Linked DNA regions of Mus musculus: region 2 is linked to region 1. Evidence: chromatin loops called from intact Hi-C (ENCODE). Cell type or tissue: left cerebral cortex. All regions are shown on one strand. Links, peaks and the distances in the headings refer to the core of each region. The heading gives the core; the rest is flanking DNA. Region 1 overlaps Slit3 (slit guidance ligand 3). Region 2 overlaps Slit3 (slit guidance ligand 3).

Region 1 (11,490 bases), core at 1,802-9,801:
TCAGATATAATGGTATCTGTTCCAAGGACTTTTCCTACGTTCATGTTCAATATCTTGATGAAAGTAAATGCTCAATTAATTTTTTTTTAAAAGCTAGAGTTTTAGATTCTGCATCAGTCAGATGCTAGGCTGTCACTATCTGATATTCCTTCAGGAGAGAAGGATCAATCTCTCCCAATTGCTGGCAATCAAACCTGGTCAAATGTTTCCTCCCTGCATGACTGTGGTCAGTCTTCGCTGGAGTAGATGTCTGGGTGGAGCTGGGGGGGCCTGGCCCAGAAAGTCCACCTGGGAAGGGTCTGGAAGCGGCACACAATGCTTGTTCTGAGAGTGTTTGTAAACGGGCTCCCCGTTGTGACTTCTGGCATCATTTCCAACTAATGACATCTTTCCAAGAGCCTTGCAGAGCTTGTCCGCTGGCTCTACCAAGTTACGAGCACCCAGAGACATAGCTTCGTGGGATCTGGAAAGTGAATTAGCAGGTTGCTGCTCTCCAAAGGTGGTGTGTGTGTGTGTGTGTGTGTGTGTGTGTGTGTGTGTGTGTGTGTGTGTGATGTTCAGCTAGAAGAAGGGAAAACTATCTTTCCCCCCGTGTACCTCTCTAGGACCTTCCACACTTGCTGTGTGTGATCTCTCTCTCCTAATAACCTTTCTGCTTTTCCGTTAAAAGGGCAGTAATTTTTGCTCACGTTGACATGCTACCTTGGGTGTAGAAATGTCAAACTGCCTTTGTGCACGTCAGCTGCTTACGTACCAGCTGTGTGACCTCCCACCAGTTGCTTAATCTCTGAACTCCAGTTTCCTCACCCATTCAATGCAGAATAACAGCACATAAATACATTCACCAAGAGCCGGTCGGGAGGATCACGTGGGAAATCCAAGTTCAGGGGTTGCTGTAGCACCCAACACCTCCAGGCCTGGTGAACAAATGCCAGATGCCATTCCTGGAATAAAGTGAGTGTGGGGCCAAGGAAAGGCAGAAATCTGTCCCATTTGAGAAAGAAGGCAGATGGAGACTTCACGTGCTTAGTCTAATATAATTAGGTAGTCAGTCAAGTTAGAATCTATCTTCTAATGAAGAAATCCAGCCAGGACCTCAGTTCTGGCTCCTGGCCCATCTGACTGAGCACAGTAGGTATTTTTCCAGCTTGTATCATGCACTGTTCCAGGATCTGGTCACAGCCTCTCCCCTAAGCCTCAGAGATCCCTTGTAGAGCCAATACAATTATGTCCCATGCGTCAGACACTCCTCCTTGTGAACAGATTTTTAAAGGCAAGAAGTGTAACTGCTTGTGTGTCTGTGTACACACATCCACATGCTTGCACAGAAGGAGCACAGTGCCGAAGGCCATCTTCAGCTGTGACAGAGTTCACGGAGAGGAGCTCTGGAGGGGTGGTTTCTGCTTTGAGGAAGTCAAAGTTGTTAAACCTTAACAGCTGGTTTGGACACATCAGTGGAGTTCCGGTATGCACTCCAGAACTTGCACCTTGAGGAACGTGTACACACACACACACACACACACAGGCAGAGGTATCATGCAAACACATTCACACTCTCACATAGCTAGAGACACCGGCACTAACCCAGACTAGTGCCACACTAGAGTCTATTATTTGGGACCCACAGACTATGCAGACAATATGGCTGGAACAAAGGAGCCGTCCAGTATTTCATGAGCCAGGAAGAGACACCAACAGTGAATCTTGAGGACAGAGTAGGAGGACACCCCAAAATTTGGAGATCTGGAGAGTGCACAGGTAGCTTTTGGGTGTGGGGGCATAGCTATATGATATGACAGCATGCTATGGTACATACACATGATCTCTCTGCCTGACAATGCTCAAGAAGCTGAGGGGTAAGCTATGGTGTCCTGGAACAGGCGTTCTCTGGATGTTCTCAATGAGAGACATCTAGACCCTACCCAGCAGCTCTCAGAAGGAACTTTAGAAGGGAGGGACCAAGAGGTTGTGACAGGGTACCCTCTTGTCAGGGTTTGAAATCCTGTTTCTAGTGGTAACCAGCAGATGGTTGTCAGTTCTTTATGATCAGAGAGGTAGGGATGACTGTGTGTGTGTGAGAGAGAGAAAGAGACAGAGACAGAGAGACAGACAGAGAGACAGACAAAGACAGAAAGGAGAGGGAGAGGGAGGGAGGGAGAGGAAGGGAGGGAGGGAGGGGGAGAGAGGGGGAGGGAGAGAAAGGCTGACTTTAAATTTTAATTGGTCTGCAATGAAAGATTTAACTGTTTAAAAAACACACTGTTCTCAGTCCCAGAGCACAGTTTATGTGCTGAAGGGGGAGGCTGGGGGATAGTGAGGAGAGACGTGGGGAGAGGCAGCTTCCTAATGGATCCCACGGGGAGCTGTGCCATGGGGAACCAGCTCGTAGGATTTCCAAATCGGATGCGAGCCCAACTCTTTGCTTGTCCCGTCCATCCGTCCTTTCAGTGGGAACGTTAATCTTTGCCCTCCGTGTTGTCAAGATAATCCTGTAACTGAAATCGATGGTTAGAGAGGAGAAGGCCTTGGCTGAGAGCTTGCAGTCGCACAGTTTCAAAACATGGCTGTCGAGGGCTCCGGACGTAAGTGCCAGGAAGGGTGGTTGTCACTTGTCAGCCTATCCTTTCCACATATGGGACAAGCCCGGGTGAGGCTGACTCTCCTAGGTCCAACACAGTGCCTAATATTGGATCGAACTTAATAAGTACTGGTCAAAGTTTCCGTGAGCATTTTCAGAAGATCCACAGCACCTGAGGGCCCACAGCCCTGGTGTGTTCTCTGAGCTGCCATGTGGCTATAACACAAACATGAGCAGCGAGTCAGGCTCTGTACTGTGCTCTCCCAGCTCTGCCCACCCCTGCCTTTACTGCCCCAGGGGCAAAGGTGGGGATGTTCTCCTGAGTCTTCCCTGCTAATGACTCGCCCATGATTCTAGGGGAAGGCTGGGAGCTTGAGCACACAGCCAGTATTTGTTGAGTGACTGTATGAATGTTATAGTTTGTCTTTTCTTTCATCCTTATCGCCCAGTTTAAGGATAACGGCAGGAATTACGATGTAAGCGGCACCTGCCAATCACTGGGAGTGTTGCTGAGCCAGGTTGCGGGTAGTGTCTCTCTTCTTATTCCATTGTGGCTGAGGTCGTGGAAAAAATGCTATGGTGGGGGTGGTAACGGTGAAGACTGTGGTAACTGTGGCAACCTCAGTGGCCGTCATGCCCACCACTCTCCGTATGCATCACCCTGAATCCTTCTGGCAGTTGTGCAGTGTAGGCATTACATTCTCTATTTTATAGAAACAAGAGCAGAAGTTGTCTTAGTGCAGTGTAACAGAGGGGTACAGACTAGGCTGTGTGTCTCTCTCTCTGTGTGTGTGTGTGTGTGTGTGTGTGTGTGTGTGTGTGTGTGTGTGTGTGTAGGGGTGTACATGTGTATAAGACATACTGTGTATGTAGAGGCCAATGCTTGGCGTTGGCTGTTTTCTTTTCTTTTTAATTATTCATTTTATGTATGTGAGTACACTGTCACTCTCTTCAGACACACCAGAATAGGGCATTGGATTTCATTACAGATGGTTCTAAGCCACCATGTGGTTGCTGGGACTTGAACTCAGGACCTCTGGAAGAGCAGTCAGTGTTCTTAACTGCTGAGCCATCTCTCTGTCTCCAGCTGTTTTTCTCTATAACTCTCTCCATAACTATTTTTCTTACTTTATTTTGCTTTACTTTACCTAGAGCTCACTAAATCAACAAAACCAACTGGCCACTCACTACTGTGCCTGGATTTTTACATGGGTGTTGGCCATCTGAACTTAGGTTCTCATGATCATGTGTTAAGCACTTCACTGAGTCATCTCTTCAGGCCCTAGATTATGAATTGTAAACAAGAATTTGCTTCCCATTCTTCTAGAGGCTGGGATAAGATCAGGAGACCAGTACAGTCAGGTTTGGTGAAGGTCTTCTTCTGGCCTCTAGACCAGCCTGTTGTCCCATTGTCTCTTAAAGTTCTCTGAGCCCTTCTCATGAGGCCCTGGAGACATCACAAGGACTTTACTCACCTGATCTCATCCAGTCACTGGAGATCTCACCGAAATCCCATTTCATTGGACATCAGGGTTTTGCCATCTGACTTCTATTAGAAACACAAGCATTCAGTCCCTAGCTGAGGGGTGAACCTGTATGACCAAGGCTGCCTAGTGAGACTGTCATTGAGGTAGTGTTTGCCTCAGATCTATTTAACTGCCCCCTAACCCTTCTCTTACCTCAGTACCATGCTGGGGAGTGTCAGACCAAGCACTGAGGGAAGCCCAGGGGGTCCATAAAGACAGCCAAAGAGAAGCAAATTGTAGGGAGTCTATTATGGTTGATCTTAAAAGCCTCATAATGGCCTTATTTTCCCTCAGACTTTGAAAGCCAGTGATTTACCACAGATCCCTGCACAGAGAGAGGTCCAGCCAGCTATCCCTCCCTACCTGTGTCCTAGGCACCCATTCCTGACCCAGCAGGGATGCAGGAAGGGGTGAGTCCTGTTCCTTTTACTTCTCTGAGACAGGAAAATATGAGGCTTTCGGGGGTTTTGTTTTGTTTTTTTCCAGGTGGGTTATGGGCTTCGAGCCAAAAATCCTTTCAATTAATTGACTGGGAACAGCACCCATGAAGCAAATTAGAACCAGATAAGGAAGGAGGGCCGCAGTGCTCAAAAGGCACATAGGGAACCATTCTTGGATTGTCCTGGTGATTTACCCGTGTTTTCCTAACGTGAGAATCAGTCAGCAGGGGCCTGGATTTTTTATGAGGGAGGAACCTCTCCCAGACAGCTCTGTCCTCAACAGCCCCTGTAAATCCCCACACCCCCACTTCCAGTGAGAACACTGCTCTCTCCAGAGTCACCGTGTCAAAGTCTGTTTAGCTGTTTCTTACTTATCAGCCCCAGCCCCAACATTAGTTCATGCTTGGAGTATGAAGCCATTTCATATTTATTCTTGTTATATCTGGCAGGGAGCCTTGAAAAAAATAAGAGTCCCGTGATGGTGCTGTTCAGTGCTTATATCTTTATGGTCTCTTGAATTGATTTGACAGAGCAATCACAGGCACAAGTGAGCCCAGCTCTTCCCCCAGCAGCAGGCCGAGAAGGACAGACTCACAGCTTACTTCTCCTGGTTCTGCCCTGAGTGAGTGTGTGTGCGTGTGCGTGTGTATGTGCGCACACGCACACAAACACTACTGCTTAGCCATTTTGGTCCATGCATAGTAGCCCCATAGAGTTCCCCAAAGGCCAGTACTGAATGAGAACCTCAAAAAAGACAAAGGGTGGCCTGCAGAGCCAAGAAGAGCAGCCTTCACCATAGAACATTCTAGAAAGCTGATTGAGTCTGACTCCCGCCACAGAGGGCACTAAAGCCTCCTATGAGCCCTTGGTAAGGCTGCAGGGAGATTTGAAGAGATTTACCCAGTAACCTTCGACCTGCGTAGAAGCCAAAGTTTATATCCTATATGCTTCAGATAGGTTAAAGGATTTCAGTGAAAGGTTTGTCAACTCAGAACTGTGTAAAAGGTTCCAGTCGGTTCCCTGGACCAGGATTTTAGAAAGGGACCGGATGGGTCACCAACTCCCAATCAGCTTAAGGGTCCATAAACCAAGGCAGATTTCCCAAATGTACACCTGTCCTTCAGAGGTCTGAGGCAATGTGACATGAGGCTGAGGCTAGCATCTCATTCTCTAGCCATGTGCTGGTTTGGGTGTGGTTTAAGCCTTCATTTCAGCAGCGTTTTGAGCTTGTATTTCACAGGTATTCAGGGGGAGATTCACCCAAGCTTCTAGGAATACTAAGTGAGGGTTTTGTGGGTAAGATGCTGTAGGTGAATGGTACTGCGCATGGATGATGGATGGAGTCCGGGGATGAGGAGAAAAGCACACAGTTAGGGCAGTGCACAAACAAGGGGAAAACACAAAGGGTCTAGACCCCAACCTACTTTACCCAGCTGATGTTTCTAAATCGGACCCCCAGTTCTTTGTCACTCCTTTCTCATGTCTGTTGCCCTCTCACCAGTATCAGAGCATCTGGCTCTCCTACACTATCATAGGCAGTGGTTCCTGGGACTACACCCCTCACAGCCAGTCTCCAGGTCTGTCCACCTGACTTCAATCTCCACCAATTCCTATTTCTGACACTCCTTTCCCTCTAGACCCTTCTCTCCAGCGTTCTCTGGAACGCCTCATGTTTGCTGTTCAGCTCAGCCCCGTTGCTTTTCCACAACCTCACCCCTGGACCCCTGCTTCCTATTCCTCTTCAACACCAGTGCCTTCCCCACAGTCTAAAACTCTCCTGTCTGCAGTTCCCACCCACGTCTACACTCTCCAGAGCATTGCTCTATAGCTGCCTTGCAATTCCGCGTGCCAGGAAAAGGGGGAGGAGGGGCACTTTTGGTTAATCAGCATTTCATTTGGCACTGGTAAGCTGGGGCCGAGAGAAGAGCTACAGCCAGACGTCCAAAATGTCCCTTTTGGCTTGTTGGAACTGTTGACGAAATAAGATAAGTTTGGGATTAATCACTGGAAAACACATGAGATAAAATTCCGGAATCCAGAGACTTTAACTTCTTGGTCCTCATCCCAGGGTAGGTTATCAAAACCAAGACTTGTCCATTTTTCACAGTTTATGGGGTTTATCTAGGACCTGTCATGAGATGCTGACAGGAACCTGAAATTGGTCTGTGTTCGAGTTTCCATTCCCACTCCACCATAAACACCTAAGGAGAGAAAAACAAAGGCCAAAGCAGCTGATTTCTGAACCTTTCAGTTACTTGGTAATTTTTATCTAATCTTTTTGTTGGTGAGGCTGAACTGGAAAAGTTCATTACAAGCAAACCGAGTCATTTATTCAAGTGGTTGAGTTGGGAAAGGTGTCTACAGATGAATATGTGGCGACGGTTCGAGAAACGTACATTTTCCCAGGATAAGACAAAGGAAACAGGTTCGATACAGCAGGTGTCAGAGGAGAGCCAGATGTAGACAGGTTTCTCCTGAAGGGTCATCTGAGAGTCTTGCGCACCCCGCCCCTCATGGCTTTTTCAACATACAGTCATGAAAAAAATCAGCCCAGCATTTGGAAAAATGCAGACGGAGCTTGAGATGCCAAAAGTTCTGAATGCTTGCAAGAAAGCTTTGGTTTTTGTTTTTTGTTTTCAATTGAATGGGATTATTTACGTTCCTCTGACGTATCACAACTAGCCTAACAAATGGGATGACAGAGTAATAAACTTCTTATGGGTGTGGAATTCCTTTAAGGAAAGGTTTCCGAAGCAACTCAAGTGACAGATTGGCAGGAGACATTACTCAAGAGTGGTTTAGAGCCTAAAGCTCCAACATGAAATAAAGTCTTGGCTTCAAGAGCTGTTTCTTGGGACTGTGATTATGCGGCTCATCCTATCTATATTTATCAAGTACTTCTTGGATGCTCAGAGTGGTAGTAACCACAGGTCTGTCTGTTCATGGCTGTTTGCACCTGGCAGTTTCCTGCCATTCTTTTGTGAGCTCCGTGCCCCATGCACACTAGAATTTGCCATGCTTAGCTCCGATTCCTAGTTCTGACATCAGGTGCCACGTCTCACCTCAGTATCTGCTGCAGTAGTCTCTGTGACTCTTTCATTTTCTCTTTTTATGAGTCTGAATTGCAGGCAAAAGCGTTTGCGTGAGAGGAGAATAGGCCAATTCAACAATGGTCATAGGCAGAGCTTTTACAGGTTTTGTGGGTTCTCAACTAATTTTCTATAAAGCAAAGCCTAGAGGTGTTTCGGAATCCCCACCCAGTTCTGGGACAACTAGGCAGAACAGCTCAAGTCTGACACTGAAATGGTATGATTAACCTTCAATTAGAGTCATGGTTCTCAGCGGGAGGATGCCTCTCTCTTCAGCTCCATCCCATCAAGGGGCATCTGAGCTCAGCTCATCCCGATCCTGGTATGAATTCTCATGCCCAACTTCCATGCATCACAATTGGAAGAACATGGGTGTTGACGGAAGGGAGGGTGCTGGCAATTGTGCTGTGTTCCTGACGGTCACATCCAAAAGTCAAAGGCCATTGACTAGAGTAGACATAGGGAATTCCTGAGTAGGTGTCTTCCTGTCACCAGGATTTCCTGAGAGTCCCCTATTCTTCATGGCTCCAAGAAAAATCTGTCTCACAGAAGGAACCTACAATACTCATAGGATAATGCTATAGAAACAGAAAGGGCCCCATGCTTGGTAGGCCATGAGCTGGAGTGTGCTATACACCATACAGCCTTCCCTGGTCAGACCACCCCACTCACAAGGCACCTCAGACGTACTTGCTTTTTCACTCCAGCCAAGGCCATCAAAACACTGGTATCCACGACCCTCCAAACCAAGAGCAGTCTTCCCCTAACCCCTTCTAGGGTGTGAATGGAGTAGCCTGATCACTTACCAGCCCAGGGGAGCATGACCATGCATATTTGGCCATTGAAGCACCCACTGTTGTACTGTTTGTTCATTAGGGGAATGTCTATGTGATGGATTTCTGGGGGTCAGAATAGGGTGGAGTCATAGGCATTTCTGAATTCAACCTTTTGAGGAAAGTAAAAAGTGGTGTCATGAGGGATTTCAACACTTCAGGAAAGGCTCTGTGGATATCTACACAGCCCTGGGGTCACTGGGGTTCACAGATTATTTCTCTTGCATGGGTTTGTGCTGTACACATCTAGGAAAGAATATTTTATTGATATTCACTTCAATTGAAACTTCAGCCCATTTATCTCCTCTGCCTTTCCCTTGTCCACTGGAAAAAGGATCCATGTTAGTGTCACCCTGCTGTGCAATGGGAAAGAATAGTGGCCCCTTAGACGTCCCCTGTTGACTGTAACCTAGAGAGATGGTGCATCTGCCGAGAGGGGACAGCAGGTTGGGCTCCTCGGAAAGCTGTGCTTGCCGAACTGGCGCCATGTGTCTGTTCTCCCTGTCTGAAAAGAGGAAGGCCTTCCTTTTGGAGAGAAATCTCCTGGCAACAGAAGTCATGTCATGTGTCCCTCTGCCCCAGCTGCCACCAGCCATCCTAAACTCCTGGGAGTTTTATGGAGCTTCTACTCTGGGCCTGAACTGGGCTAGGTGCTGTTTGTGTGTATTAATGGATTCCACCGTATGGGATGTTTGACAGCTGAACTTTTGGGTGCGGGGAGGATGGGTAATTCCAGGTCAATCAAAGGCAACGCAGAACGTGGCTTGAAGCACAGTCCTTCTGTGTTCTCAAGCTCCATGAGAGAAGGGAGGCACAGGTGTCCAGCTGCTGGCCTCATTCGAGTTGGGCTATGTATAGAGACTGAAGGTGCCATCTTGGTGCTAGATTGCTAGGTACACAATTAGACCAGAGTTGGGAGTGAGTGAGGGAAGCCACTGTTAAAGATGCTGTGATTCAGTTTCATGGGAACTGTAATCCTCTGAGAATGTGAGTCATTTATTTGCAAATGTGTCAAATGGATCCTCTCCGTTGAAGAGCTAGCTCTCTTGATAGTGAGGATTCTCAGCTTTCAGACAGTACATTAGTGACATTTTCCTCTGTCACCTAGTACCGTTCAAATCACTTTCCTTCATCCCTTAGTTAGGGAGTGTCCAGAGAAGACACACTCAGATTTGTATTCATTGTGCAAACCATGACTATGGTTTTACAATTAGAAGTAGATAGGGCATGTAAATGTATATTAAAATCAAGTAATTAATCATCTAATTTGATAGCAGAATTCAAATGATTTTGTGTTTATCCTGTTATATAATCTACGTTTCTAATTTTTCTTAGTGTTATTCCCCATGTGCTTGTACACACACACACACACACACAGAGAGAGAGAGAGAGAGAGAGAGAGAGAGAGCTGTAACAGCTCCCTTGTTTATGGCTTTCTACTGTGAATGCAGGAAACCTGTTTGCTTTTTCTTTTTTAAAAAATTATCCCTTTTATTTTGAGATTTAGAATATAATTGCCTCGTTTCCCCATTTCCTCTCCTCCCCCCCCCCCGAGCCCACCCATACAACCATATATCTGTTTGCTATTCACTTTGCTTGACAGCTTGGTGAAGATCTAGAGGAGTTGGATATGTGCTGGATGAATGGATAAGAGGGAACTCCTAAGTTGGATTGGCTTGACTCTTGACTCCACTCCCTTACCAATGTTAGGCAAGATACTAGATGCCTCTGTGCCTCAGTTTCCCCACAGAAATATAAAGCTAACGATGACTGTTAACTTTCCTCTGATTTCATTGGCTTTACAAATTGGTGCAGTAGTTACGCACGCCTTTAATCCCAGTACTCAGGAGGCAGAGGCAGGTGGATCTCTGGGTTTGAGAACAGAGTGAATTCTACGACAGCCAGTCTACAAAGAGATACCTTGTCTACACCGCCCCCCAAGGCATAAAATAAGACAGCCAAGTCCCTGCTTGATGGTTGGAATTGTAGGTCAGACTGAATTCTATCTACTAGGCCAGGATTAGGTTTCAGTTTTGTGCCCACAGTCAAGTGTCCCTTTTAAATTTGGCACAGAGCTGTTGGTATCAGCAGTAGAGAGACCTTAGGTTTGATCCCTATCATCACAAAACAATGATAGCAACAACCTTCCCCAATATGTTGTAAATTAGGCACAATAAGAGATTAATACCTACCTAAATATAAAACAACTACAGCAACAACATATTATGATAAAAAGCATACAAGGATGATCTCTCCTTGTCATAAACTCCTGTTCTATATAAAGGAAGTATTAATACATAGATTGCTACATAAGGGTTCCTTGAACTTAGCCCTCTGATACTGTGACAGCTAATCTTATATTCAAGAAAGCTCCGAAAGGGCAGATACAACGTACAGTCTGGATACACTGAACTGAGAGATCAGCACCCTGGGGGTGACAAAGCAGGCAGTGTGAGATTTTGCTGTGCTAATGGAGAATGTAATTTAAAACTTAGACATTTTGTCTTTCTAGAACTTCTTATTTAATATTTTCAGTTAGTGGTCAACAACAGACAACTGAAACTGTTTAAAAAAAAAAAAAGGAATTCCATGGATAAAGAAAAGATGGACAGGGCTGGTGAGATGGCTCAGTGGGTAAGAGCACCCAACTGCTCTTCCGAAGGTCCAGAGTTCAAATCCCAGCAACCACATGGTGGCTCACAACCATCCATAAGGAGATCTGACTCCCTCTTCTGGAATGTCTGAAGACAGCTACAATGTACTTACATATAATAAATAAATAAATCTTTAAAAAAGAAAAAAAGAAAAGATGGACGATTGAACTTGTAAAGTAGAATACTTGATACTTGACACAGTGAGGTTTAAACAGCATTAGGTTTCATCACAGTCGGCCTTCGGGATCCATGGGAGATTGGTTCCAAGACTCCCCATAGATACCAAAGATTACTAGTGCTTGTAGAAAATAGCATAGTATTTGCAGCATAACTTATGCATGGTTTCCCATATATTTCAAGGTGACATAGA
Region 2 (11,490 bases), core at 2,028-10,027, 52 kb before region 1:
CAAACATTAGCTGGTTGAATACTTGCTGATGGAAATACTGATAGCGTGCCGACAAAAGTTCAGACCTGTTCCGAAAGGTCATCTGAGCCAGCAAAGCGAGTAGTCCCAGTTTGCCTTTTTGTTTCTCCCGGGTGAGGGTTTTAGCCAAGGCCTCCAGCTTGAGTCCTCTCTCAGCATATGGTCCAGCGACAGATGGCTTGTGACAGTGGAAAGAGCTGTGCAGTGGCCAAATCGTCCCTTTCACTGGGCCCAGGACTGCAGCGAGATGTCTACCCTGCAGCAGCAGCCAGAGAAAGGAGAGTTAACACATTATATGGATTCCCCTGGAATGTAGTATGAATCCCAGTACTTCCTGGGCATACCCCTTGAGTGCCCAAACACCTCTCATTCTGTCTGGATCCTGTCCATTCACCCATTCTCTTCGAACCCTAGAATCAACTTCAAACCTCCATTTTCCCCAATGTGTAATGAGATTTCCCTGACTCGTCAGTAAAATCATCTTTTATTTCCCCTTGGTTTCTGGTCTGCAGTCGAGTCCCTTGGTTTCATTACATAATTCCTAGCCTTTCCCAACCTTCGTATCTAGCAAACTTCAGAGAGCAGCATTTCTCAAATCTCCTTCTGATCTTGGCCTGACCCTGCCTGTAGTCTTCCTCATGGGTCCCCACCACTTCAAATTCAGAAGGGCACACATGCTTCTGTGGTCTGGTCTAGTTCCCATTCTGGCTGATTTTTATTTATTTATTTATTTTTTATCATCCTGTGTATGTAGTCACTATACTACAGTTTTTTTTTTTCATATTTATTTCTGCCGATGTCTCTCTTCCTCTTCACTACTTCTGCTTCTTTTCTGATACCAAACCTCTTGTAACTCTCAGGTGGGGTCATGTAGCCTGATAGCTCTGTACTGTCTTCTTTACCAACAACAACATAACAGCACAGAAGACACGCTTGTTCATGGGCATCCAGCAGAAGTCAGCCACCTTCCAGGCTCCAGAGCCTCAGACACACACTCCTTCGAGGATCACCCTGCACAGGGCTGAGTTCCTGGACATCCTGCCTGGTGGCTCTCTCTCTGCAGGACCAGTGCTCAACTTGGCACATCGTCATTGCTCCAGCCTAGACCAGATGGGGATTGACGGCATCTGCAAGGTTGTTCCTCACCCCGCTGGCTCTGCGCCATGGGGACTGGGAACCTCCTAGCACAGCTATCTGGGGCCCTTCGTGGGCTATTCCTTATCCACACTGCCCACCACCAGTCACTCTCATTGTCACACGAAAGCATCTCATTTGACTATTAACAGATTGTTGTCTGTAAGGTTTTTTTTTTTCTTATAGAAATATATACCTGGGTTGTTGGGTTATTTTGTTTTGTTGAAAATGGCAGGATAGAAATGTTATTCTTAACATTTCTTCTTTCTCTCTCCCCTTCTTCTTCCTTTTCTCGTCTCTCTTCTTGAAGCCTAGCAGGAGTTCCCTTAAAGCAGGATTTATTGTACTTTTACAACCGAAAAGGGAATACTGCTTACCAGCGTGACTAGTGGAAAATTTCCAAGCTGTACCGTTCAGTGGTTTCTATTACCTAATAGAGAGATAAATAAGCCACGGTTCTTCTTAAGGACTGGCTTTTAATTAGATTTTTAATGGATACTCTTTGACTTGCCCAAGCATAAGTACTGCTGCATTAGTTCATTATTGTGATTAAAAGCAGCCAATAATGATCATAGCTAAATAATTTTCCTCAAGTGTTCTTGCTCGGTATGATGCCCCGAGTGCTGGCAGCAACTGGCCTGAGCGTGCTCTCTTTCGTTGGTTGCACTTCAGAGCTGCTGGTGAGAGTCCAAGGCTGGGAAGCCCGCAGGTGCAGAAGTGCAGACCCTCAGCGCCAGGACTGTGTGATTGTACGGTGCTAATTACAACACAGCCCACTTCCTTTTCTCTGAAGTTTGAGGTTCCTAGAAAACTTAGACCTATTGGAATATATCCGGAAGCGTACTTATGTCACTGGTTGGGAAAAGCTCAAATACCTGGATGCCTGTCGGTGAGCCTGCAGCCGGCTGGCAGGAAGGCTACAGTGTCACGGTTCGCTGGACTGAAGTAGAACCTGTGACCTTCTTTCTGCCTCCTGAGATGTTTTTAGAGGATTTAGAGGTGGATCAATTTCCCAGAGGCCCATTGCCCTTATGAGGTGATAATCTGCTTTTTCATTCTCATGTTCATGTGTGCGTGTTTGTGATCTGTGTATGGCTGCACACAGGAGCAGAAAGCAGAGGTCAGTTGAAGGTGTCAGTTCTCACCTTGATTTGTTGAGACAGAGTCTCTCACTGGTCTGGGACTTGCTGACTAGACTGGGACTAACCAGCCACAAGAATCCTCCTGTCTATGCCTCTCCAGTACTGGGATTATAAGTTATGCACAGCCACACCTGGCTTTTTAACAAGCACAGAAGGGATGGAACTCTGGTCCTCACGCTTGCACATCAAGCACTTTGTGGCTGCCTCCCCGGCTGCTGGTCGGCTCTGTTCTTTATCCTAGCTGCCTAGCTATCCTCTGTCTGTCTGGATACACTGTGTTTCGTCGACCTTCACATGCACATTTGCTGAAAGGATAAAGAAGAGGATGGACATCTTTATGAAGATATGCCACAAAGAAAGGATGCAACATGCATAATTACTATTCATGTTGACTCTGCTTATTTATTCTGTCTTTTTTTAGGCATGGATTTTAATCTGTTATTCTCTTCACAAATGGCACGTTGTTGTCATAGCGATATATCACGGGTGCTTTCCCACGCCATTAAATCATCTTCTACAAAATGCCTTTTGAGATCTGCCAAGGATGCCATTACATAAATGTAACCATAATTTATTAATTTCTGTCTTTTGTTGAACATTTGGATGACGTTAAAGCTTATATTATTATTGGCAACTTATCAATTCATTAAAAAAACAAACCATAATTATTTCCTTGGGTGAACACTTGAGATACTTGTCAGAGGCTGTAGAGATTATCAGTGGTAGGCCCTGGCACATTGTCTTCTAAAGAGGCTGAACATGTGAGCAGTTTAGACTATATAAGGAGTGGTTACTTCTACATGTGTTTTTAAGCATACCGAACTATTATTTTTAAGTGGTTTTTTTTTTCTTTGTAGGTTTCAAGAATGGTGGTTGTTAGCTGTTTTAATTTTGAATTTCTTATTTTGGAAACTGCCTCTTTTTGTACTTCACCCACCTTGGGATGCTAACTTTGGGATCATGTATCTTTTGAAGGATTCAGTTCTACTTCACTAAAAAGCAAATCTTCCCCTGGCTGCCTATATCATCACTTCATGCTAAAGGGAAGCAAAGATCAACTCTGGGTTCAGGATTGAAGAATCAACCTTGAAGACTCTCCAGATGCGTGCAGCCAACTCTAGACAAAGCCACGCAGTAAATGTCATGGCGAACCTGGGTTTTATTCACTGTTCTGTAGTTAGACCAGGTTTGTAGCTTTGTGAGCTTTAGCTAGGCTGCTTTTCCTCTGTGAGCCTCTGTTTCCCCACCTGGCCAATGGAGAAAGACACTTATCCCACACAAAGGCAGCAGACATCGAAAGCTGCTGAGCTTACCACTAAGAGGCTCCAGAAGTTAACAGGGACCATTCTCTGCTCAAACATGTTACTTTCTAGTTGCCTTTCCTTTGATGTAACTACTGAATGTATGTGTGTGTGTGTGTGTGTGTGTGTGTGTGTGTGTGTGTGTGGTGTGTTCTCTTTATGTGTCTCTCGTATCTGTCTCATGTCTCTGCTTCCCCGTGTCTATGTATTTCATTTCTGTTTGTGACCCTCTCTGTCTCCAGCAATCTCTCTCTGACTCCTGTCCTTTGTCTCTATTGCTTTTGTCGTTGTATCTCTCTGTGTGTCTCCTGTCTCTGTCACAGTCTCTCTCTCTGTTTCTCTGTCTCTCTGTCTCTCTCTGTCTCTCTCTGTGTGTCTCTTCTATGCCTGTGTCTCTCTATCTCTCTTGTCTGTGTGTCTCTCTACCTTTCTGTGTATGTCTGTCTCTCTGTCTTTGCCTCTGTCTCTCTGTCTCTATGTTTCTCTCTGTGTGTCTCTGTCTCTCTCTCTCTTCATAGGAGTCTTCCCTTTGTGTCTCTCTATGTCTCTGTCTCTCTGTCTCTGTCTTTCTGTGTGTTCTATGTATCTCTGTCTCTCTCTTTCTCTCCGCCCTCCCCCTCCCCCGTCCCCCGGAAGTGACAAAGGGAAAGAGATACATGTCGTTTTAGAAAGAGATCTGTGAGCTCCTGTGAAGCTCTTGGGCGGTTGACACTTTTCACCTTCACACTGGCTCAGAGCCATGGAAAGAGAACTGTTCCGTTCCCAGGAACCAAGGATGTCCTGGCCAAGCCAGCTTGTCCTCTACACTCCCTAGCAGTAAGCAGGGTGTGCCTGATGTGGCTGAGTGCAAGGTCATGGAAAAGGTCAAATCTAAAAGAGGATGATGGTTTTGGTGACTTGTTGACTCAAAAGTATTCTCAAGAGTCACTGGCTTAGAGCCTCTGGGAACACCAGGATATAACAGACAGGCTACTCAAGAGGGGCAAAAGGGGGAAATAGGCCATAAGAATGCCTGGAACTTTGGGCCCTGCTCAGTGTGATGGTATCCATTGGGTAGGGGATGCTGCTTCTGTCATTTTGATCCTAACACCTTGGGTAGAACATATTTGGGGCAGGTGTGGAAGAGTCTTATGAGCATTTTCAATTCTGTGGAATTAATTCTCTGAGCATTGTGGGTGGTGTCCGCAGGCTGAAAGCTGACTGAATCTTTCTGTCGGTATTATTATATAGGGCCGCTTAAGAAGTGAACCTCTCTCCTCTGAATTCTGTTTCTTTAAGGGCCATATTAATATTTCTCACACCTCTCTAAAAGCAAAAGTGTGAAAGATAAAGTGAAGTAGTAACCATGGGTGATAAAAATTCATAGTGTCCAGCCAAGCAAACAGCTTACTAAGTGCTGGAGAAGAGCCCGAAAAGCTCTCAGTTTCCCTTCTGTTAAAACAAGGAGGGAGGAGAGCTGCCCTGCCGTAAAGCTATGGTAGTATGGAAATCTATGCACAATGTCCAACCTATCACAGGAATATCCCTAGAACCCGGCTGCCGTGCCTAGACTGGATTTGATACTGAAAGAAGTTCCATCTCCCGGGACAATAGATTAGAGAGAGGACATGGGTCGAGCTGATGTAGCAGCAGGCAGGCACGAGGAACAGGAACACTAAGCTCTGGCCAACTGTTGAATCAATATCTATGAAACCCCGCAAGATGTCGGTCAACTTTGCCTCTGTCTCTTTCCAACTCTGTGACCAGAGTCAGAGTGCTTACCCACCCCACCCTCCTCCGGCCCCCCTGCCTCTGTTGTATCTGTTATAAAGAGAAAAATCCAAATGCTGACTCTTTGCAAGTAGCAGATGAGATCACATATCAGAAAATATTCACATGCTATAAGGCCCGCCACATACTGGGCATTCACCAATGGGACCATGATTGCTGTGATTGGATTAAAGTGCAGAAAGTGAGTTTCCATTCCAGCCATCCAGAGAGTCAAGATACAGTTTCCCAGAGCCAAGAACTGGCAAAAAGTTCTTTCCCCTAATCTCCCTCCCACTTCAATAAGTGTCCTTCCAGGGAGTCAAAGAAGGTGTGTCCCAAGAGCTGAGTACGACCTGTAACAATGTAAGAAGATGTATCTTCTTAGGAAAAGACAGTAACAGAATGCCATTTTTGACACCAAGCCCAATGGAAGGTGTGCATTAGCAATGGGCTGGTTTTGTAGTTTAAGCTTTTCCTTTACAAAAGTAATTTACTCTGCTAAGTACATCTCCTTAACCAATATGCTATCCCAGTATAGATTAGAGAATGGCTTTTTCATATCATCCAATAAATTAAAAGCAGTCTTCTCTGTGAATAAATCCAGAATTCATGCTGTCAGGATTTATGTTTGGAGGAAATAGAGGAAATGTATCCTTAAGGAAATATTTGCAGTCATTGTTAACACCTTCTTCTCCTTCTGCTGGCTGCTTCTAGTACCTTAATATAAACGTGCGAGCTGTTAGCGTGAGATGCACATTCCAGAGCTTCGGGGCCACCTGCCTGTGTGGCTGACTTGTTATTTAAATTCCCTTTGCATTTCACAGATTTAAATACTGCCAGGGCCCTGATTTATGGTGTTCACATTGCACATATAAAACTTTCACTACGATCTCCCTGCATCCCATGCACACAGAGGAGGAAGTTAAAAACAGTCTTAGGTGGAATGGATCCTGGAGCAAAGAGTCCCTAATAGGGTATAAAGACAGAGTAAAGTATCCAAGAAACTTTTGGAATGTCGCAGTGTTCGAGAGCCTGGATTCTGAGAAAATTGTCCCTATCCTTTCCATTCCAGAAGGGAATCAGGACAGGAGAGGGATTAAAGACTAAAGATGGCGGGTGAGGGAGAGATTACAAAAAGATGCTGTCTGCTCCGTGTAGGAATTCACATTCCCTCCTTTCTGGAATGGATCTAAAGCAAGGCAGAAGAGGAATTCTGTAAAGGATGGTCAGACTCATATGACCCTGGAGGATGCAGAGGTAATTACTTAAGGACCTGCTCTGGTGTGGCCAGTTAGAGTCTGGTGTGTACAGCTTGTAGTAGCCCCTGTCTGGCATTTAGCATGACCACACTCTTGCCTGTGGGTATTTTCAGTCATTGAAGCATGAATTTGTGCAGGTTTTATACTTGAGTTTGGGAAAGGACAAGAAATATACCAAAACGGAGCAATAAGTGTACTGTAAAACACAATTCTAGTTAGGAAAGGTTTCCTCCTGAGCAAGTTTACACACACACACACACACACACACACACACACACAGGCCTTTGTGTCAAACTAACTGCATGGAATTCTTCTAGCATGACATGGATTCAGACTGTGCTCAAGGCAGGGCGTCTTGTGCCTGGGTGTCTTTCTGTCCAGAGAGCATGGCGGGGCAGGGAATCATTCATTCATCATGGTGCTTGTCTTTCTCCCACTGTGAGGGATATTTCTTCAGGGGTATATTGTGAACTTAGATTAATGGCAATCTATCTAGCATTTTCCCAGTTAAGGCTGGGAACATCCCACTGATGTTATTTCACAGTCTTCCTGGCCAAACACAGATGGATCCTGTGTATAAGGTTTGTGGACAGCAGCAGAGCCATCTTGTGTGGGGACTGGGTTGAACTCTGTAAGAGGGTCAGACAGAGACAGAATGGAAGACCTAACTGATACTGCAAAAAGGGCGTCTCCACTGAGCCCCAGTGGGTGCAGCTGACAGGCTGTGACTACAACCACAGCTATTATATGGTGGACCATGGAGTTGAGGCTGTGGGTGGATGAGCCTCTGTAAGGTCAGTGGCATGTATTGTTCTGACTAAAGGAAAATTATGCAGGATGAATACAGATCCAAAATTTGAGAACACCCGTGTCCCAGCTCAAGTTCCAGGTTGACCCTGAGCATCTTCTAGAACATGGGATAAATCCATCCAGCGCTTTCCATTCGTGGAACAGTGAACCAAACTGCCGGGGGAGGTTCCGTTGCCATCATTGTAAAGTAGCGTTCTCAGCCCTTAGTGAGCCAGCAAGGAACCTTTATGGGAAAATAAAAGTGACTTACATCTACTGAGTATTATTCCTTGAACTAGGCTAGGAGATGGACTCATCGAACCCCACAGCGGCCCCACGAGGCACATGAGAAAACCAGGCCAATGAGAGGTGCGAGTTGCTTGGAAAGTGACTTGAGTCCTGGTGTCTCTGACTCCCAGCAGTTGGGTGCCACTGTAGTTCCCACTTAGTATAAGCCGGGAAGGATATTGGTGTGTTTTCCCTCAGAGATGCTCGGATAGTCATTCATCTCTCTAATCTGGCTCAGAGTGAACTGGAACCCAGAGTGAGCAGTGCCTCACACATAAGCTGAAAGGCATTCAGCTTATGGTCCACAGCTCCTCTTTGCAGATCCCTGAGCTCCTGACAAGCCTCAAGCGGGACTCTCGGGGAGGAGCCGGAACTAAGGTCGTGTCATGTGATGTGACAGACATGAGGTCAGGGAGAGAAATTACACAGTGCTCTGGAGATCCTGAGAAATCTTACTCATCTGGTGACTGTAGCTCATCACCTCCAAGGAAGTGGGGATGGAAGCAACACCACTGGGCAGAGACATTGAGAGCTCTCTCCACGGGGCTAGACAGGTTATCATGGTCAGGCTGTGTGTGGTAAGGGTCTGCTCTGGGCTGAAGACTGTTGATTTCTTAATGAGAACTCATAGGTATGCACACACACACACACTCACCTTTTACAAAGATTGATTGATTGATTGATTGATTGATTGATTTAATGTGCATGTATGTGTGCCTGAGTGTATATGCACCTCATGTGTCCATGGTCCATGTGTACCAGAAAAGGCCATTAGGTCTCTTGGAGCTAGAGTTACAGGTGGTTGTGAGCTGCCCAGTGTTGGTGTTGGGAATTGAACCTGGCTCCCCTGGAAGAGCAGCAAGTGCTGTCAACCTTTTGGGTGGTTGCGCTAGTCCCTGCATGGGCTCTTCATAAGGGCTCTAGTCTCATCACGAGGACCAGTTCTACCTCTCCACGCTGTCACCTCCAGCATGAAAATCTCATCATGTTTACAGGGAGGCGGGCGCACAAGCATGCGCATCACACCTGCTCTGTTGTTGCGAACTGCCCTGTGTCGGTATTGGGAGCTGAGCCTGCATCCTTTTGGGAGAGCAGCAAGTGCTCTTAACCTCTGAGCCATTTCTCTAGTGCACTTTACTCCAGCTGCCTCTTGGTGTCGACCCTGGGGCTGCTGGGGGCTGAATGTGTTTGAGACTTTCTGTAGTATGTTGTAGATTCAAGCAAGGCCTTTGGAACTCACAGCACTGGGTTCGAATCCTTGCTTCCCTGAACACCAGTGCTTTTTAGGTGTATGACTCAGTGTCCTTCTAGAGTAGTGACCCTAAGACCACCCTGATAGCCCGCTGTAAGGTTGAGTGGCCAATCCTTACAGAATGCCTCATATAGCATAGTCTGGCTCAGCAGGAAGTGCGTAAATACCACGACTCTTTTTATCCCTATGCTCGGTACATGTGAAGGGTGAGCTTCTTCACCCTGCCTGACTTTGCCCCTTGGAAGAGGGAAGAACCTTCATCAAATGGTATGCCCCATAGACTCTCCCCGGTCTAGTGCCCGAGAAATTGCAGTCTTCCCTTTGATTCTGACAGTGACTCTTTAACAAGAAGGTCAAGGATGCCATGAGCTTGTGATCAGCTCTGGCCCCAGCTCAAGGATGACAAGAGTTCCGGAGGCTTATGACTGACGTGAGAACCTCCGTCTTGCCAGCTCTTCTCGGCTCCCTGGGTGAACTCTCCCACCCTTGAGCTCCTTGGTTGCCGCCTGCAGCCTCCATACCATGTTTGGTGTGAGACTGCCTTCGAGGCCTTCTGGAGTATTCTGGGGGCTCTCCTTTTGCTGCTCATTGAAGCAGGGGAAAATCTTTCCCCTGGGAGGAGCATTTTCCCAACCTGAGGCACCTTACTCCACCTTTCAGCTCTCAGCCTCTTATCCAGATCTCTGCACGGAGTGCATCCCAAACAGGGAACAGGATTAGAAATTAACACCCTCTCCACAGAGCGAGACTGCCCGTAGCCTGTGCCAACACAGCAAGGTGTGCTCATACTGGAACACAGCCTGACTTTCATGGGGGATGTTGCAGGCACAGGGATGCCCTCTCAGCCTTCAGAACCATCTACACCTCCCAGCACAGGACTCTGCTCCCGACTTGCTATGGAATGCCTCAGTTCTCTTGTCTCAGGCAGGAGGAAGTTTCCTACCTCTTGACACCTCCCAGAGAGTCCATCGAATGTATGAGCAGCTTCTCTCTGACTTTCATGCTTTTAAGCTGGTGTGTCTCTCTGACTGACCTGCCAGCATAACCCAGCCTACCTTCCTGGCTTCTCCCTAGTGTGACAAAGTACCACCTTCAAAGCAAGCATGCAGGCTCAGAATTTTGAACAGTATTAGGGGCTTGGATGGGAAAGCATACGCATCAGTATCGGCCCCATCACATCCTTACAAAGGTGTCACAAGGCTCAGGGGAAAGGCCATTTGATGGGTAGCTCTTTGGACAGGCAGAGAATATTTGTGGGGGGTTCTCAGCAAAAGCCTTTTCAAGAACCCCCAACACCCGCACTAATGCTTGCCTCCTTCTGTTCAACAGAACAGACTATGTTTATACCTTACACAAAGTAGTTGCTTGGTCATTTCTGTAACCAATTACATCTTGTCAGCCTCTATACCAATGAAAGGGATGGAAAAACTCCCAAACTCTCTTCTTTAAAACAAAGCTATCTCTTCTTGCTTAGTCTCCTTTCCAGTTACATATTCTCTTTGAGCTGAATTTTCAGTATTTCAAGCCGGCTTCTTGTTTTCCTAAATGAGGCAGCCTAGAGAAACCCACACAGTGCCAGAGGCCAGGACAAAGTAGCTTCCTTAGTTACTTCCTTAGCTCCAATGGGAAGCTCTGGTCCCTTCCCTCGCATTGGCTGTCAGTCATGCTGAATCTGAGGCTCGTGGGCCTTACCTCCTTTCTTATCATCAGAGACTTATCCTCCCCCAGCACACTCAGCCTCTGACCCCCACCGACATTCCACGGGTTCTCTGAAGCATTCTCTCTAGGAACTATACATAGCCCCCTCTTCTTCCCTCTGCTTCTGTCTAGGGACACTCTCCTGCCTTGTGTTGGAGCCACATGGTAGACCCCATAGGCTTTGCCTCTAGCCTTCTATATACATGGCTAGAAGATTATGAGCACTCCTGCCCTTGTGGGCCACATGAATTTTACACGGAGACCGTCAAATCTCAGGCCTCTGGCACGTGTGTGTGTGTGTGTGTGTGTGTGTGTGTGTGTGTGTGTGCAATCCTGATTACCACAATGGGGAAATAGCGAGTGCATTGTTTTCAAATTACTGATACCATTTCACTTCTGCCATGCTTACTTTTGTCGCTATGGGAACAGATAAGGCAAATGGTGTTTTATTTAATAGCTTGAAAAAAATTGAGGCTGGGAGAAGTTAAGACACTTAACAAGGTCACACAACTTGGATGTGGGAGGCTGATGGGTAGCCAGGAAGACCTGGGAGTGTTTTGACTCTGGATAGGGCATTCCTTCTGTGGCCCCAGGCCACCTCCCCTGCTAGGGTACCCCCTTTCTCTCCAGGACTGTGAAGTCAGCTGTGGGGCACCATCAGCTCCGCCAATCTGCTCCCTTGTCTCTTAAAGTGATTGTGAAGTAGAAACCATGAAATCCACAGCTGCAAGAAAGGCAGGAATTCTGCCTCAAATAGGCACAGGTCCTGGAAGCCAGCAGCTGATGCTGAAGTCACTCAGAGCCCCTCTTCCTCTCTCTCTCTCTCTCTCTCTCTCTCTCTCTCTCTCTCTCTCTCTCTC

Evidence for each region. Peaks named below come from ENCODE experiments on the same cell type or tissue, not always from the same donor. Only the 100,000 strongest peaks of a DNase experiment are listed, where the experiment ranks them.
Region 2: it touches region 1 in a loop (5-fold over the local background); 1 of 42 quality-filtered maps calls a loop at or near these places.

What each region holds. Positions count from the first base shown.
Region 1 is chr11:35,389,167-35,400,656 of GRCm38, forward strand. All of the region lies in intron 4 of Slit3 (slit guidance ligand 3), which reads left to right. Among named protein-coding and RNA genes, the nearest start is that of Gm46277, 110 kb to the left of the region's middle. In left cerebral cortex, for the core only: no CTCF peak of the experiment used is centred there; DNase peaks (open chromatin) are centred at 6,375 and 9,370.
Region 2 is chr11:35,336,569-35,348,058 of GRCm38, forward strand. The region is part of intron 4 of Slit3 (slit guidance ligand 3); the gene reads left to right. Among named protein-coding and RNA genes, the nearest start is that of Gm46277, 54 kb to the left of the region's middle. In left cerebral cortex, for the core only: no CTCF peak of the experiment used is centred there; DNase peaks (open chromatin) are centred at 2,819, 3,125 and 6,123.